Regions from separate parts of the Homo sapiens genome. Here region 2 is linked to region 1. A link is a loop called in an ENCODE intact Hi-C map of the cell type or tissue named here. Cell type or tissue: gastrocnemius medialis. All regions are shown on one strand.

Region 1 (8,000 bases):
TCTTTGGATAAGTCTTTAGGGTTTTCTAGGTATACAATCATGTTGTCAGCGAACAGCAACAGTTTGACTTCCTCTTTACTGATCTGGATGCCCTTTATTTCTTTCTCTTGTCTCATTACTCTAGCTAGGACTTATGGTTACTATTATTATGGTATATCTTTTTCCATCCTTTTACTTTCAACCTGTGTCTGTGATTCTAAGGTGTGTTTCTTATAGACAGCATGTAGTTGGGTCTTGCTTTTATGCAATCTGAAAATTTGTACCTTAGGCAATTCACACTTAATGTATTTAATAATTATTGATGTGCTCAGAACCATCCATGTCTGATTTTTCTTTTTTCTGTGTCTCATATCTCCTTTGTTCCTCTGTTCTTCCTCCACTGCCTTTAACTGTTAGGTATTTTTATTAATATGTACCATTTTAATTTCTGTTGTTTTTTCTGCCCAGAGGAGGCAGAAGAAATGTTGATTTTTAAAATTGTATTTTTGAGCTATTTTCTTAGTACTTGCTCTACAGATTACAATACATATCTTTATTTATGATCTACTTTAAAATAATACTAACTTAATTCCTGTAAAATATAGTAACTCTACTTAAATATATCTCCTTTCATTTCCCTTGTGCTGTTATTTTCATATATGACAATGTACAAAAATGCATTGTTACAATTGTGGTTTTATGTAATCTTATTCTTTTATTGACATTAGGAGAAGAAACGAGAAAGAATGTAGGTTTTTTTTATATTTACTCACACATTTATCATTCCCAGATATTTCACTGTCTCCTATAGATTTAAGATACTTTCTAATATCACTTTCTTTCAGCCTAGAAGATTTCATTTAGTTTTCTTGTCAGGTAAGTCTGCTGGCAATAAATTCTACTTTTTATTTTTCCAATCTGGGAATGTTCTTATTGCCAGTTTTTTATATTATCTCAGCCCCCTGACTTCTAAGGGTTCAATGCTTCTGATGAGAAGTCAGCCATTCATCACGTAATTGTTCTACTGTATAAGTCACTTTTCTCTAGCTGTTTTTAAGATTTTCTCTTTGTCTTTCAACAGTTTAACTATGATGTGTCTAGGTGTGGATCTCTTTGTGTTTATTTTACTTGGAGTCCTTTGAGCTTCTTAGATCTATAAATGATTTTCAACAAATTTAGGAAGTTTTTAGTCATCATTTTATTTTGGGTGTGGTACTTCTCACTTTGTTACATTCCTTTAATCTATTTTCAGACCACAGAAAGGATTTTGTCCAGCTTTATAGTTGCTTTTTGGGGATATGACTTGACCTCCTCAATCCATCACAATGGAAGTGAATCTTCTAATATTTCATTTTAATGCTTATTTTCTTTTCAACCTTTTGTTTTAAATGTCCATACTGATCACACCGATGTGAAAGCGTTTTAAAATGTTAAAAATAAATATAAGCAGAAGATATTTTGATTAGTCTTTATAAAATGCTTCTACCCATTCTAGGTGTATAGCTTAACGGATTGTGTGTAAATCCGGTTTACAATATTAGGTTCTATCAGAGGACCTATAAATATGAGAGTAGGAGGAAAGGAAAAGAAACAGGGCCGGGAACGATGGCTCCCATCTGTAATGCCAGCACTTAGGCAGGCCGAGCCAGGTGGATCATCTGAGGTCAGGAGTTTGAGACCAGTCTGGCCAACATGGTGAAACCCCGTCTTTACTAAAAATTAAAAAATAATTAGCCGGGCATGGTGGCGTCTCCTGTAATCCCAGCTATTTGGGAGGCTGAGGCAGGAGAATTGTTTGAGCCTGGGAGGCAGAGGTTCAGGTGAGCCGAGATCGCGCCACTGCACTCCAGTCTGGGCAACAGACTGAGACCCTGTCTCAAAAACCAACAAACAAAAAAAGAAATAGGAAGGAAGACAAGAAAGTGGTTTAAAGGTACAAGGAGAGGAAGAAATCTCACCAAACATAAGGAGTTACCAACCTGCGTGTAGTGGATCGTGAAAATGGCGTGGGATCTGCTGCTGGCCTCATGAACATGGGTGGCTGCTGTGATTCTGTGTATACAAGGAAAAACTGTTAGGACGAGGATTGTTTACACATGGTGGATTCTTAAGGATCCATACAGAATACAAGAAATGTTAGTGCTGAGGTTCACCGACAAGAATCATAAAACACACATATTTAGTCCAGTATCGTGAAGAGAATAGTCCAAAGAGGGCAGAAGCAGCACTCTAGGTGCTGATATCTGAGCATAAAACGGAGTGTAGCTTCATACTAAACTACACTGAAACTTTTTTTTTTTAAGCAATAGAAGCAAAAATTCAAGTGAAAAGGGAAATGAAGACTAGAGCGTCATCATCCTGGAAGAACATGCCCAAGATAGACCCATTTTATTTTATTCTTTCACTTTATTTTATTTTATTCTTGGAGTCATTTTAATAAGACAAGTGGATGTAGAAAGCTTGCTAGAGAAGATACCTCAAAGACAGAGAAGGTAAGTTTTGATTAAACACAGAATATTAATTCTACAGTGTCAGAAAGATCTTGGAAATGAGATCTTAAATCACATCAATATCATGCTTAAGCCAGGCGGAATTCACAGTCTCCCTTAGAAATCCATTACAGTGTTAACCCTTAAAGTCAGGAGAGGTTTTCCTTTATCTAAGAGCATCTCACTGAGCTCTGTTCTCAGAGGATCTGGAGAATTGAAGAAAAGGGCCAAAATCTAGAGGCTAGTCTCATGATTCAAGCCTGACACTGAAAAATCATGGAGCTCAGGGTACCCTGAAGACCAGAAGTAAGTGTCTCCAGGAGAGTTCCATGAAGCTCAGGAGAATGTTAAATTTAAATTTCTTCCTTTATGTTCAATTAACTTGGTCCTGCTATTAACAGGATAAATAGAAGGCTCTAAAGACCTTTTTACCCCAGAAAAAAAAAGCCTTTTTTAGGGACATTTACTAGTAATATTCTAGGTATTTCATAGTAACTTACAACATGAAATGTTATTACAATTTACAATAGCTTTTAGGGGAATCTACAGCACCTAGTTATTCATAGCAGATTCAAAACAGTCTTTTGAGGGGCTACCTTATAAGTATGCAAAACTAGAAAAAAATGTTTTTATGAACCTTTTACACTATATTCATCCTTATATCTATCAAACCTGAGGAGAGGACAATGCAGGTAAGAACCCTTTCTTCCAAATTTAGAAGCTCTAAACAAAATATAGAGTAACTTCCTTGGGCTTACTGCCTAATATTATTATGTCCAGAACAGATTCCAGCTTCATTACTAGTGAGAAGAGACTAAATCTTAGTCACCACCCCTTACCCTGTGAACACTATTGTTCTGGGAAGAGCCTCCTGGTTGTGAACATCTCTACACACAGAGACAATTTTAAGTGTCATTATACACTCCCCAAAGGGAAATGGGAACACAGGATAGGAGTGTGAGGATAAAAGAATGACAGAAACAAACAAACCTGTTACCTGTTTGCAATTCCCTCCTCCAAGAGTTGGATTACTTGCTTATAATTGGTAACTACATGTTGAGATAAACCTATCGGATTTGTGAAACGGAAAAAAGAAATTAAATGAGATTTTTGGTAAACTTTAACCTTTTCTTGTAAGTCTTTATCATTCCTATTTCATATTGTTTAATAGACAAAAATGAGGGAATCTGGCCAAATTCATTCAGATAATAAATTAAATCAAGAAATATTTATTGGAAACCTCTTGTCAGGTATATGATAGACTCTAGGAATATAGGTCTCTGTCCTCACAGAGATTATGGTCTATAAGTCATATAGACCATATGCTAACAACAACTATAATTCCTTACAGTTCTGCTATATAGGTTATAAGAACTGTTCTCATTTGGCCCTCACAAAGTCCCTGAGGTAGGCCAGTGTTGTTTTCCCCACAAGGTGGCAGACTCGGTTTGGCATACAAAATACACAGTACACTCATCTCTGTCCTCCCACAGTTTACAATCATGGTAAGTTACACTACACAAGACAATATGGCCAAGTGCCACAGGAGTTGGAAAGATGATACATGATGAGGAGATCAGAGGCGTGGTCAGGACAGGTTCCACAGAAGAAGTGAGACTTAAATTTAGCCACTATAGAATGGGGAGGCTTTAGATAGGTGAAGAGGAGCCTACGGGCATGAAAGTAAATCTTCATGGCTGGTTACTGACCAAGTCCCAAAGGCCTTCCCAACTGTTCCAGAGAATCTCTGTATGAGAGATTCAAAAACAAAGTAACTTCATGGGCTTATTGCTAAATACAATTACACCCAAAATAACAAAGTAACATAAATGAAACCAACAAAAATAATAGTCAATAGAAAGCAATCCAAGAAAGACCCAGATACTGAAGCTACCAGGCCGACTTAAAAGTAACCCTGAAGGCTGGGCACTGTGGTTCATGCCTGTAATCCCAGCACTTTGGGAGGCCGAGGCGGGCGGGCCTGAGGTCAGGAGTTTGAGACTAGCCTGGCGAACATGGAGAAACCCTGTCTCTGCTAAAAATGCAAAATTAGCTGGGTGTGTTGGTGCATGCCTGTAATCCCAGCTACTCGGGAGGCTGAGACAGGAGAATCCCTTGAACCTGGGAGGCGGAGGTTGTGGAGAGTCGAGATCGCGCCATTGCACTCCAGCCTCGGCAACAAGAGCGAAACTCCATCTCAAAAAAAAAAAAAAAAAAAAAGGCCAGGCTCGGTGCCTCATGCCTGTAATCCCAGTACTACTTTGGGAGCCCAAGGCAGGTAGATCATGAGGTCAGGAGTTCCAAGACCAGCCTGGCCAAGATGGTGAAACCCCACCTCGACTAAAAATACAAAAAATTAGCTGGACATGGTAGCGGGAGCCTATAGTCCAAGCTACTCAGGAGGCTGGGGCAGGAGAATCACTTGGACCTAGGAGGCAGAGGTTGCAGTGAGCTAAGATCTCACCATTGCACCCCAGCCTGGGCGATAAGAGCAAAACTTCGTTTCAAAAAAAAAAAAAAGTAACTCTGCTTAATATTTTCAAGGAGTTTAAAGACAAGATTGTAAACTTGGAAACTATAATGAAATAATAAAATGGATATCTGAGAAATAATACTGTAAGTGAAAATAAAAACTCAATATAAAGTTTAATAGCAGGTTAGACATAGCTGAAGAAAGAATGAGTGAGCAGGAAGATAGATCAGAAACATACTCAAAATTTAGCACAGAGAGACAAAAGATTAAAAATATGGAGGGAGCCGGGTGCAGTGGCTCACGCCTGTAATCCCAACACTTTGGGAGGCTGAGGCGGGTGGATCATGAGGTCAGGAGTTCAAGACCAGCCTGACCAACGTGGTAAAACCCCGTCTCTCATGAAAATACAAAAATCAGCCGGCTGTGGTGGTGCGCGACTGTAATCCCAGCTACTCGGGAGGCTAAGGCAAGAGAATCGCTTGAACCCAGGAGGTGGAGGTTGCAGTGAGCTGAGATTGCGCCATTGCACTCCAGCCTGGGCAACACAGCGAGGCTCCATCTCAAAGAAAAAAAAATGGAGGCTAGGTGTGCACACCTGTAATCTCAGCTACTTGGGAGGCTGAGGCAGGAGGATCCCTTGAGCCCAGGAGTCCAAAACCAGTCTGGGCAACATTAGCAAGACTTCATGTCTAATAAATAAATTAATTAATTAAATATAGAAGAAATGGTAAGACTCACAGAGTATACAGGCAATAGGCCTTAACATACCTGTAATTAGAGTCCCAAAAGAAGAGGAAAGAATGGGATAGAAGGATTATTATAAGAGGTAATGGTAGTGGAGGGAAGGGGGGAAAAAAGGGAAAGGTAATGGCTAAGAACTTTCCAAAACTGATAAGAAGATACAAAAGCACAATTCAAGAATCCCAGCATGATTTTTTAAAAACCTAAATCTACCCATAAGTAGACCATAATAAACTGTTCAAAGACAAAAGTAAAAATATTGAAAAAATTAGACTAGGAGATGACTTCTCAGCAAAAACAGTGGAAAGCAGAAGAGAATGGTATAATTTTTAATGACTAAAAGAAAATAACCATCAATTTAAAATTCTGTACTCAGTGAACTTTACCTTCAAGAACAAGAAAAGCAGGCTGGGTATGGGGGCTCATGCCTGTAATCCCAGCACTTTGGGAGGCCGAGGCCAGTGGATTACTTTCGGTCAGGAGTTCAAGATCAGCCTGGCCAACATGGTGAAACCCCATCTCTACTAAGAGTACAAAAATTAGCTGGGCACGGTAGCATGTGCCTGTAATCCCAGCTACTCGGGAAGCTGAGGCAGGAGAATTGCTCAAACCCAGGAGGCGGAGGTTGCAGTGAGCCGAGATCGCGCCACTGCACTCTAACCTGGGTGACAGAGCAAGACTCCATCTCAAACAAACAAACAAAAAGCCAAAAGAGAACTTGTCAATAGCAGATCCACACTAGAGGGAAAACAAGATTATTCTTGAAGTAGAAGGCACTCAGAGATAAAAGGTAGGATATTCTTTAAAAATTAAGAGCCCTAAAAATGGCATTTAAGTCAAGAAGGGACAAACTGAGTTCAAGTCTTATAAGGTCCAAAAGGTTTATTGTCTGGGAAGAAGCAGAACAACCAGTAAATATTAGACTTTGATAAATCAATGGTCTATGTTGTAATCTCTGGAGTAACCACCAAAATAGTAAGACAATGTGTAAATAATAAGCTAGTGGAGAAGGAATATGGAATAATTTTTTAAAGTTATCAAACCAAAAGACAAAGTAACGAAAAAGGAACATAAAACAGGAAAAGTAAAGAGAAAACACAAAATAACAGATTTAAACCCAAATAAAATCAGTGATTACATTAAATACAAGCAGACCACAATACCAAATTAAAAGACCAAAACTGTGATGAAACAAAGGTAAAACAAAGCAAAAGGAAAATTTTTTAAAATAAAAAACACATCTGAAACATACATAGAAAACTGAAAGTAAAAGTAGAAAAGAAGATAAAAATACAAACAATAACACAAAGAAAGCTAGTTTCGTTAATGCCTGACAAAGTAGACTTTAAAGTAAAAGCATTATTAGAGATAAAGAAAAATCCTTCACAATGAAAAAAGTGTTCAATGAACCAGGAAGTTTTAACAATTCTAATTTTGTATGCATGTAATAATAAAGCCTCAAAATATATAAAACAAAAATTGGCAGAATTAAAAGGAGAAAAAGGCATCCATACTCATAGTAGGAAAGTTTAACTTGCATTTCTTAGTATCTGTTAAAACAAGTGGAAAAATAAAATCAATAGGGGTACAGAAGATTTGAACAAGTATCAAACCTGATAAATAGTAATATATAAACACTATGCCCAACAATTGTATAATACATATTCTCTTCAAGCATACATGGAAAATTTACAAAAACTGGCCAATGTGCTAGGCTACAAATCAAACTGTGCTATACATATTTGAAGCTTTTTCATTATTATTATATCTGTTATGATGATCTGTGACCAGTAATCTTTGATGTTACTATTATAATTGTGTTGGTACACCAAGAATCGTATAGAAAAGCGAACTTAATTGATAAATGTATATGTTCTGACTGCTCCACCAGCCAACCTTTCCCCTACCTTTCTCCCTCTACTCAGGCCTCCCTATTCCCTGAGACACAACAATATTGAAATGAGGCCAATAACCCTACAATGGCCTTTAAGTGTCCAAGTGAAAGAGTCTCTCATTTTAAATCAAAAGCTAGAAACGCTGAAGTTTAGCAAGGAAGGCATGTCGAAAGCCAAGAAAGGCTGAAAGCTAGGCCTCTTGCGCCCAACAGTTGGCCAGGCTGTGAATGCAAAGGAAAAGTTCTTGAAGGAAATTAAAAGTGCTACTCCGTGAACACATGAACGATAAGAAAACAAAACAGCCTTCTTGCTGATATGAAGAAAGTTTTTACAGTATGGTTAGAAGATCAAACCATCACAACATTCTCCTAAGCCAGAGACTAATCCAGAGCAAAGCCCTGATTCCCTTCAATGCTATGAAGG
Region 2 (8,000 bases), 580 kb after region 1:
TGGCCAGGGGTCCCTAGGTCACAAGGTTGGGCCTCTGGGTGGTGTGGCAGGGACTGGCTGAGGCCTAGGAGGTCAGCATCCACTTCTGGGGTGTGGCCTGGAGACGATCCCCTTGGAAGGTCCTGGGGAAGGGCTGGGTGGCATTTAAGGAGTGACCCAGAGGAGAGAAGGGGACATGGATGACCTGTGGCAGGGTGGTGGCCTCTGACCATCCTGCGATTCCCACCAGACTACCAGCTTGACTCCATGCCCAGCCAGCTGACCCCCAAGGAGCCCCGGCTCTGCCTGGTGGACGCCGCCTACTTCATCAACACCAGCTCTCCCTCCATGTTCCGGCCAGGCCGCAGGCTGGACCTCATCCTCTCCTTCGACTACTCCCTATCTGCGCCCTTCGAGGTACCCTGGTCACCCCAGGGGAACCCCTCTGCCCAGCCAGGCCAAGCTCCAGAGGCGAGCAGCAGGGCCACTGAGCCCCTGCCCCACACCGCCGGGGTCCCGAAGGGAAGGAGAGGTGTCAGGCCTTGATCTGCTGGCTCCTGCCAGGGTCCTTAGGTGGGAAGGCTGGGGTGGTGCAGGGGCCTTGGGCTCCCAGGACAGGTGAACAGGGAGGGACCTCCCCACACCTACTCCAAAGAACAGCTGGACGGAGCTGAGAGGAGACCCTAGCATCTCCATGTCCATCCCCCAGACCTCCCCTGAGACGCTGTGCCAATGTGGGTCTCCTCTCGGCTCTGGGATTTGAACAGTCCAGCAATAGCAATCCAGAATTGGGGTTTTGGGGGGCTGGGGGATGGGTCTGACCCCACCTAGAGCTTTTAACCAAACAACATTGCAGACCACCAGAGTCCTTGGACTCCCCCTGGGTCTCCCTCCGAGTCACTCTGCAGCTTGGCCCGACCACAAACAGGACAGAGCCAGGCTGTTGTCTTGACACTGAAGCAGCTGGTGTGGGCTGGAACTGGCCCAGCATTGACCTGGGCCGGGCTGGTTCTCTCCGGGCCACCTTCTCCCCACCAGGCACTGCAGCAGACGGAGCTGTACTGCCGGGCCCGGGGGCTGCCCTTCCCCCGGGTGGAACCCAGCCCTCAGGACCAGCACCAGCCAAGGGAATGCCACCTCTTCTCAGACCCCGCCTGCCCCGAGGCCCCGATCCTGCTGCACTTCCCGCTGGTCAATGCCTCCTTCAAGGACCACTCAGCCCCCGGTGAGGCAGCCCCTCCCAAGCACCCAGGCTGCCTGGCCCCTCAGAGGCCTGCCCTGGGCCCCCCGGCTGCCCAGCAGAGGGAAGGGAAATGAGTCTGCCAGGAGAAGGCTTCAGGCTAGGCCCATCCAGGCCCACTCAGGCCTTGGAGCCCACCCTGGCCTCCTTGCTGATGCCCACATCCCTGCAGGCCCTCTGTTTGCAGGGTCGCTATGCAGGGGTCCCCTTTGTCATGATGCCGGGCTCCTGCAGCCTTCCACTTGCCCTAGTACCCCCAGCTGCCCAGGGCTCCTCTGCTCTCCTGCTCTGTGGGGGACTCACTTGGCCTCTCCACCATCCTTCCCCAGCCCAGGCTGGGCCCCTTCTCAGGGAGCTGGGCCTCTCCTCAGGGGCTCCCGAAATTTAAACCCCCATCACATTCCTTCCTATCTTCTCTTCTCACCAACTGGTCAGAATTTTATTTCCTTCTGGTGGGAAAAACTCATTGCTGCCTTTGTGCGATATTCCCAGCTTTCCAGTTCCTACCATCATTCTAGATCTCCCAGCTTTCCTCTGAACATGCTCAGCCCACATCTGAGAATTCTAAAGAACCTTCATCTCTCAGCAAGTTCTCGCTGCCCCCTTGCTTCCACCGTGAGTTCTAAGAATCCATTCGCAAACCCAGTTGACTTCCCCCTTCTGGCTGTTTCCACCTTGCCTCGAAGCGATGTAGAGACATGTGGGGCTGCCTGAATAGCCTAAGGGGTGTCACGCCACAAGGCAATGAAATATGAAATTGTATTTTCTACCACCAAATAGTACCCATCCAAAGAGCACCCTGCCACCCACATTTACATTCCTGGGCAAAGGACACAGAGAGCTGGGAGGAAAGCAGGGGCCCCTCCAGCGGGGGCAGCCCTCCCTGTGCGCCGCTGCCAGGCTGTAGAAGCCCCGGCGTCCTGCTCCTGACACCCCTCCTACCCCTGGGCAGGTGTCCAGCGCAGCCCCGCAGAGCTCCAGGGTGGCCAAGTGGATCTCACCGGGGCCACCTGCCCCTACACCCTGTCCAACATGACCTACAAGGAGGAAGACTTCGAGCGCCTGCTGCGGCTCAGTGACTACAACGTGCAGACCAGCCAGGGTGCCATCCTGCAGGCCCTGAGGACCGCGCTGAAGCACCGGACTCTAGAGGCGAGGCCTCCAAGGGCACAGACCTGAGGTTGCTCAGAGGCTGCAGGACCCTCCAGGGCCTGCGGGCATAACCTGATCTGTAGCTGGGCTCAGCCACAGGCCTTCCTGGTTGGAGTTCTGGGCTCTCCCAGGCCTGGGTGGCCTCTGTAGCTGGTCTCACTGCCCAGAGGGAACTGCACACACAGACTTCTCTCTTACGTTCATGGCTGGCTTGAGATGAGTTGAAAATAACTTCGCCAGGCCAGTGTGTAGAACAGCTGGTCCAACCAGACAGACTTTCACACCACAATTACTTCCATGCCTGAGCAGGATAGATTTGAAGTGCAAGCCGGAGGCAGCAGATCAGGAGTAGGGACAGGAAGGACAGGGGATGCCTGACCTGACAGGTGGCTTCAGGCCTCGGGAATCACAAGACATCCTGAACACATTGCCTCCTCATCTTCTTCCTGCTCCTCCACCTCCTCCTCTCCTTGTCCTTCTCCTCTTTGTCCTCCTGCTTTCCGTATCCAAGTCTTGTACTTGTTTAAATTTATTCCTAAATATTTTATTCTTTTTGATAAGTGGAGTTACTTTCTTAATTTCATTTAGATTATTCATTGCTATTTTATAGAAATACAATGGATTTTTAAATGTTGATCTTGTATTCCGCAATCTTGCTGAAGTTGTTTACCGGCTCTAATACTTTTGCGGATTTCTTAGAATTTTCTGTAGACAGATCATGCCATCTCCAAATAGAGATGGTTTTACTTCTTCCTGTCTGATCTGAATGCCTTTTATTTATTTTTCCCAATTGCCCTGAGCAGTACAATGATGAACACACGTTTCAAGAGCAGACATCTTGTCTTGTTCCTGACTCTGACAAGAAAGCATAAGTCTCTCACCATTTAGTGTGATTTTAGCTGTGGGTTTTTCTTGGACATCCTTATCAGGTTGAGAAAGTTCTCTTTTATTTCTAGTTTATTGAGTGTTTTATGATGAAACGGTGTTAGGTTTTGTCAAGTGATTTTTCTGTGTCTATGGGCATGATCATGTGGTTTTGTCGTGTATTTTATTAATGTACTCTATTGCATTAATTGGTTTTTGGATATTAAACCAACTTTGCATTCCTGGGGCAGTTTCCATTTGATTATGGTATATAAACCTTTTTGTTTATTGCTGGCACATTTCTTTTTCTTTTTCTTTCTTTTTTTTTTTTTTTGAGACAGAATCTCATCACACTCTGTCACCCAGGCCAAGTTCAATGGTGCAATCTGGCTCACTGCATCCTCAACTTCCTGGGCTCAAGTGATCCTTCCACTTCAGCCTCCCAAGTAGCTGGGACTACAGGCATGTAACACCATACTTGGCTAAATTAAAAAAATGGTTTTTTGTAGAGATGAGGTCTCACCATGTTGCCCAGGCTGGTCTTGAACTCCTGAACTCAAGCAATCCTCCTGCCTCAGCCTCCCAAAGTGCTGGGATTACTGGTGTGAGCCACCACGGCCAGCTGCTAGCACATTTCTTACCTCCCTCATGCAAGGGTGCGTGTACACATACACACACACACACACCTGGCCCCAGGTGGGGGTTGTAGTGAGAGCTTCGGGACAGACCTTGGCTCAGGGACTGCCCTCATCTGATGTCCTCTCTCAGCTTCCTTCCCTGTGCCTCTTCTGCATTTGGCTTTATTTTGATTCTTCACTTTTTCCCTTTATCATGGACTCTTATTTTTTTAACAGTGATATGGGAATTGACTAGCTGTTGTGTTTTATTTTATGCTGGGCATTTTACATTATTCCCCTTAATTCTCACATTTGCCTAATGTGTTAGGTAGAATTACCGTCTCCTTGTTATCAGTGATGAAACTCAGGGTTGGGAAAGGAACAGAACAAAGCATCCTGTGACTCGTCTGCAGGTCCCTGGTGTCCGCCTGATGCACACAAACTTCACAGAGCACCTGTGTCAGGCAGGGTCACCGCGCCCCCGTGACGCAGCAGGACAGAATCAAGGCCACTCCATAAATATGCCTGAGCATGGACAAAAAATGAGGGCACTGTGAAACCATAAAAATGGCCAAACAGTGCCCTCTCCTGTTTCACGTGAGAGACTGCGGTTTCTCTACCAGGCTTTTCGTCCCTCCCGTTCTTCCACCTCCTGGATAAAAATTGTGAAGATCCTCAATTATAGACTCGCCCCACTCCCTGACAGCACCCAATCCACAGCAACACTTTGCTTCCTTGAACATTTCGTAATGTCACCCTACAAACGCCCAAATCCTTCAATAAGCACCCCCCCACCACACACACACACACACACACACACACACACACTTACTGAGACTGCACTGCCTCCTAGTATACAGTCTTCTTAGTGCAATGGGTACCAGTTAACTCAAATTTGTTTGGCTACTGGGCTGTTCCTGCTGGCCTCTGGCTGGTAGGCGTCCACAGGGATTAAGTAACTTGCTAACCTCAAAGGTGGCAAATCCAGGACTGGAGCTTCTGACAGCCACACCTCTCTGTGTCTTTGGGCACTGACTTTGTAACGTGCCCTATTCGTAGTTTAGAATTAACCTCACCAAAGAGAGGTCCAGTCTCTGCCCGTGGCTAGTGGGAGGTGACCTCTGGGTCCTGGAATGTCCTGTCTGACAGGAGTGTCTTTGTTTGCTGGGGGGCTTTGGAGACTAAAGGTCGGTCACACAGGCAGCATCTGATCAAGCCTCAGTAAAGTCTCTGGGCACCAAAGTCTCAGGTAGACTTTCCTGGTGGACAACACCCTGTGCGTATCCTCACACATTGCGGCCCAGAGGAGGCAATGCTGTCCAGAACCCCAAAGAGAGAGGACACCTCCCTGGAAGCTTGCAACTGGACCCCTCCCAGATTCTGCCCTAAGCCTCTCTTCCTTTGGCTGGTTTTAATTTGTATCTTTTCATGATCATAAAACTGTAATCATAAGGTTAGTGCTTTCCTGAGTTCTGTGAGTCACCCTAGAAAATTACTGAAGCTGAGGGTGGTTGTAAGCACCCCCAAATTTGCAGCCAGCTGGTCTGAAGTGAAGGTGGCCCTGGGGACTCTGAACTTGCGGCTGGTGGCTGAAGTTGGGGCAGTCTTGTGGGGACTGTTCCCTCGGACTGGACAGTTTGGTGACCTCTGCTGCAGAGGTCAGGCGTCCCAGAAGATGTGGTGGTCTGGAGGACTGTGCTCCCAACCTCAGGGTTTGGCCAACTGCCGGCACGGATGCTCTGGAGAGTGAGCCGGCATGGTAGAAAAAAAAAAAGACCCTTTCCATTTGGCGAACTTTCAATAAAGCCAGCCAGACAGCCAAGGAGAGTGGGCTGGGCTGAGGCTCAAAGCCACACCTGGCATGTGAGTGTGGATGTTTATCTGTCTCATATACCCGCCCCCCACTAGCTGCTGTCACCCCAGCCCCTGACTACCCAAACACCCGGAGGCCCTCTCAGCCCCACCCTGACCCGGGTGAGGACCGTGACTCCAGCAGCTGTCAGGCCCCCACACAAAGGCATCTATGTAAATCACACAGTGCTCTTCCTGCAGCCTGTGGGCCCTTCCTGGGGCCAGCTCAGAGACAGGAAGACAGCAGGCTGTCTGTCACCAGTCCCAGGACAAGGCTGGCGCTCTGCCCTCTGCTCACCACAGGCTGTGGCCGGGGGAAAGGCGAGCAAGATGAACTGAGAGATGCTCCCTTTTCCTCATCAAGTTGGATTTATCTCCACTATGCAAGAATGCTTTTATATTAGAAAATTTACAATTTTTAAAAACAATGTATAAACAAATGAGAACAACAATATAAAAGTAATTGCTTGATAAAATTCAACACAAACTCGGAAGTTATGAACAGCTCTTAATAAATTAGGGCATCTGCATAACCTGATGTAGGGTAACTGTACTGGTTCATTTTATGTGTCAAATTGGCTGCGCTACAGTGCCCAGAGATTTGGTTTAAAAGTATTCTAGGTGTTTCTGTGAAGGGAGGTGAGCGTTTAAATTGCTGGATTTGGGGCTGAATGCAGTGGCTCAAACCAGTAATCTCGGCACTTTGGGAGGCTGAGGGGAGAGGATCGCGTGAAGCCAGGAGTTCAAGACCAGAGTAGGCAATAAAGTGAGACCCTGTCTCTATAACAATAATAATAATTATAAATAAATTAGTGGATTTTGAGTAAAGTAGATTATCTTCCACCATGTGGGTTGGCCTCAACCAATCAGTTGAAGACCTTAATAGAACAAAAACGGACCTCCCCGCAGCAAGAAGGAATTCTGTTGGCAGAGTGCCATTGGACCCCAACTACAACTCCTCCCTCAGTCTCCAGCATGTCAACCTGCCCCATCAGACTCTGGACTCACCAAGCCTCCACCACGTTGAGCTAATTCCTTACAATACATGTCTTGGCTGGGTGCAGTGGCTCACGCCTATAATCCCAGTGCTTTGAGAGGCCAAGGTGGGTGGGTCACCTGAGGTCAGGAGTACAAGACCAGCCTGGCCAACATGGTGAAACCCTGTCTTTACTAAAAATACAAAAATTAGCCGGGCATGGTGGTGTGTGCCTGTAATCCCAGCTTGGGAGGCTGAGGCAGAAGAATTGCTTGAACCCGGGAGGTGGAGGTTGCAGTGAGCCGAGATTGCGCCATTGCACTCTAGCCTGGGTGACAACAGCAAAACTCCATTTCAAAAAACAAAAACAAAAACAAAATGTCTCTCTCTCGCTTCACTCACACACACACACACACACACACACACACACACACACTCTCTCTCTCTCTCTCTCTCTCTTTCTCGGTTCTGTTTCTCTGCAGAGCATTGACAAATACAGTATATATTTGATGAAAAAACAAAACCTGTCATCCTGAATAGTGAAGTGAAATCCTAGATTCATTTCCTTACAGCTAAGGAACAAGATCAGGATGCCCACTATCTCTGTTTCTTGACAATGGTTTTCTGGAGCTCAATCAGTTTCTGTGAGTCAGGAATTGAGGCATGACTTAACTGGCCATCTGCAATCAAGGTGTTGGCCAGGACTGACCTCGCCCCGAGGCTCAGCTGCGGAGGCATCTGTCTCCAGGCTCATGCATGTGGCTGCTGGCAGGGGTCAGCTCCTCGTGGGCCATGTGTCCCTAGGCCACCCTCCGTTCCTTGCCACATGGGCCTATCCACGGGGTGGTCACAATATGGCAGCTGGCTTCATTGATGTGAGCAAGCAAGAAGAACTCTGAGAGGAGGAAACAAAGGCCAAAATTCCGTAAGAGAGCAGGTTCAGGGGCTTAAGGAAGATGGAGATCCACAGAAGACTCTGAAGGCTGTGGCCTGAAAGGCCGGTGGTGGCGAGCATGATGAGGCGCTCTGGAGAGGCTCCCAGTATTGGCAGAGGGTGCGGTTTGAGGAGCTGTTGTCCTGTGTGCTACCTCTGAGAAGCCATGTTGTCAGCAAGAGGAATGAGCTCACAGAGGTGATCCCAGAAGTATGCACTCGACATTATAGTGGAAAGATCTGGAGGACTGGACAAGCTATGATGTTAAAGGGCACAGGAGTGGCAAGGAAGAGGGTGACAGGGCAGCCAGAGCCCACACAATCAGAGGTCAAGGTCAGATGGAATCTCAGGGACCTTTAGCTCTGCCATACTCATCAATGATGAAGA

What was found. Hi-C counts contacts between places; a loop is a spot of excess contacts. Peaks named below come from ENCODE experiments on the same cell type or tissue, not always from the same donor. Only the 100,000 strongest peaks of a DNase experiment are listed, where the experiment ranks them.
Region 2: it touches region 1 in a loop (8-fold over the local background); 8 of 110 quality-filtered maps call a loop at or near these places.

The regions. Positions count from the first base shown.
Region 1 is chr15:42,646,551-42,654,550 of GRCh38, reverse strand. It overlaps STARD9 (StAR related lipid transfer domain containing 9), which reads right to left. Exons shown (of 33, transcript NM_020759.3): 8 at 3,466-3,535; 9 at 1,959-2,031. Among named protein-coding and RNA genes, the nearest start is that of STARD9, 75 kb to the right of the region's middle. In gastrocnemius medialis, a CTCF peak has its summit at 3,896 (motif pointing right); a DNase peak (open chromatin) is centred at 3,990; H3K27ac peaks cover 219 bases.
Region 2 is chr15:42,063,113-42,071,112 of GRCh38, reverse strand. PLA2G4D (phospholipase A2 group IVD) reads left to right here. Exons shown (of 20, transcript NM_178034.4): 18 at 230-396; 19 at 1,018-1,204; 20 at 2,172-4,104. The coding sequence ends at 2,398. Among named protein-coding and RNA genes, the nearest start is that of PLA2G4D, 27 kb to the left of the region's middle. In gastrocnemius medialis, a CTCF peak has its summit at 4,436 (motif pointing left); a DNase peak (open chromatin) is centred at 4,362.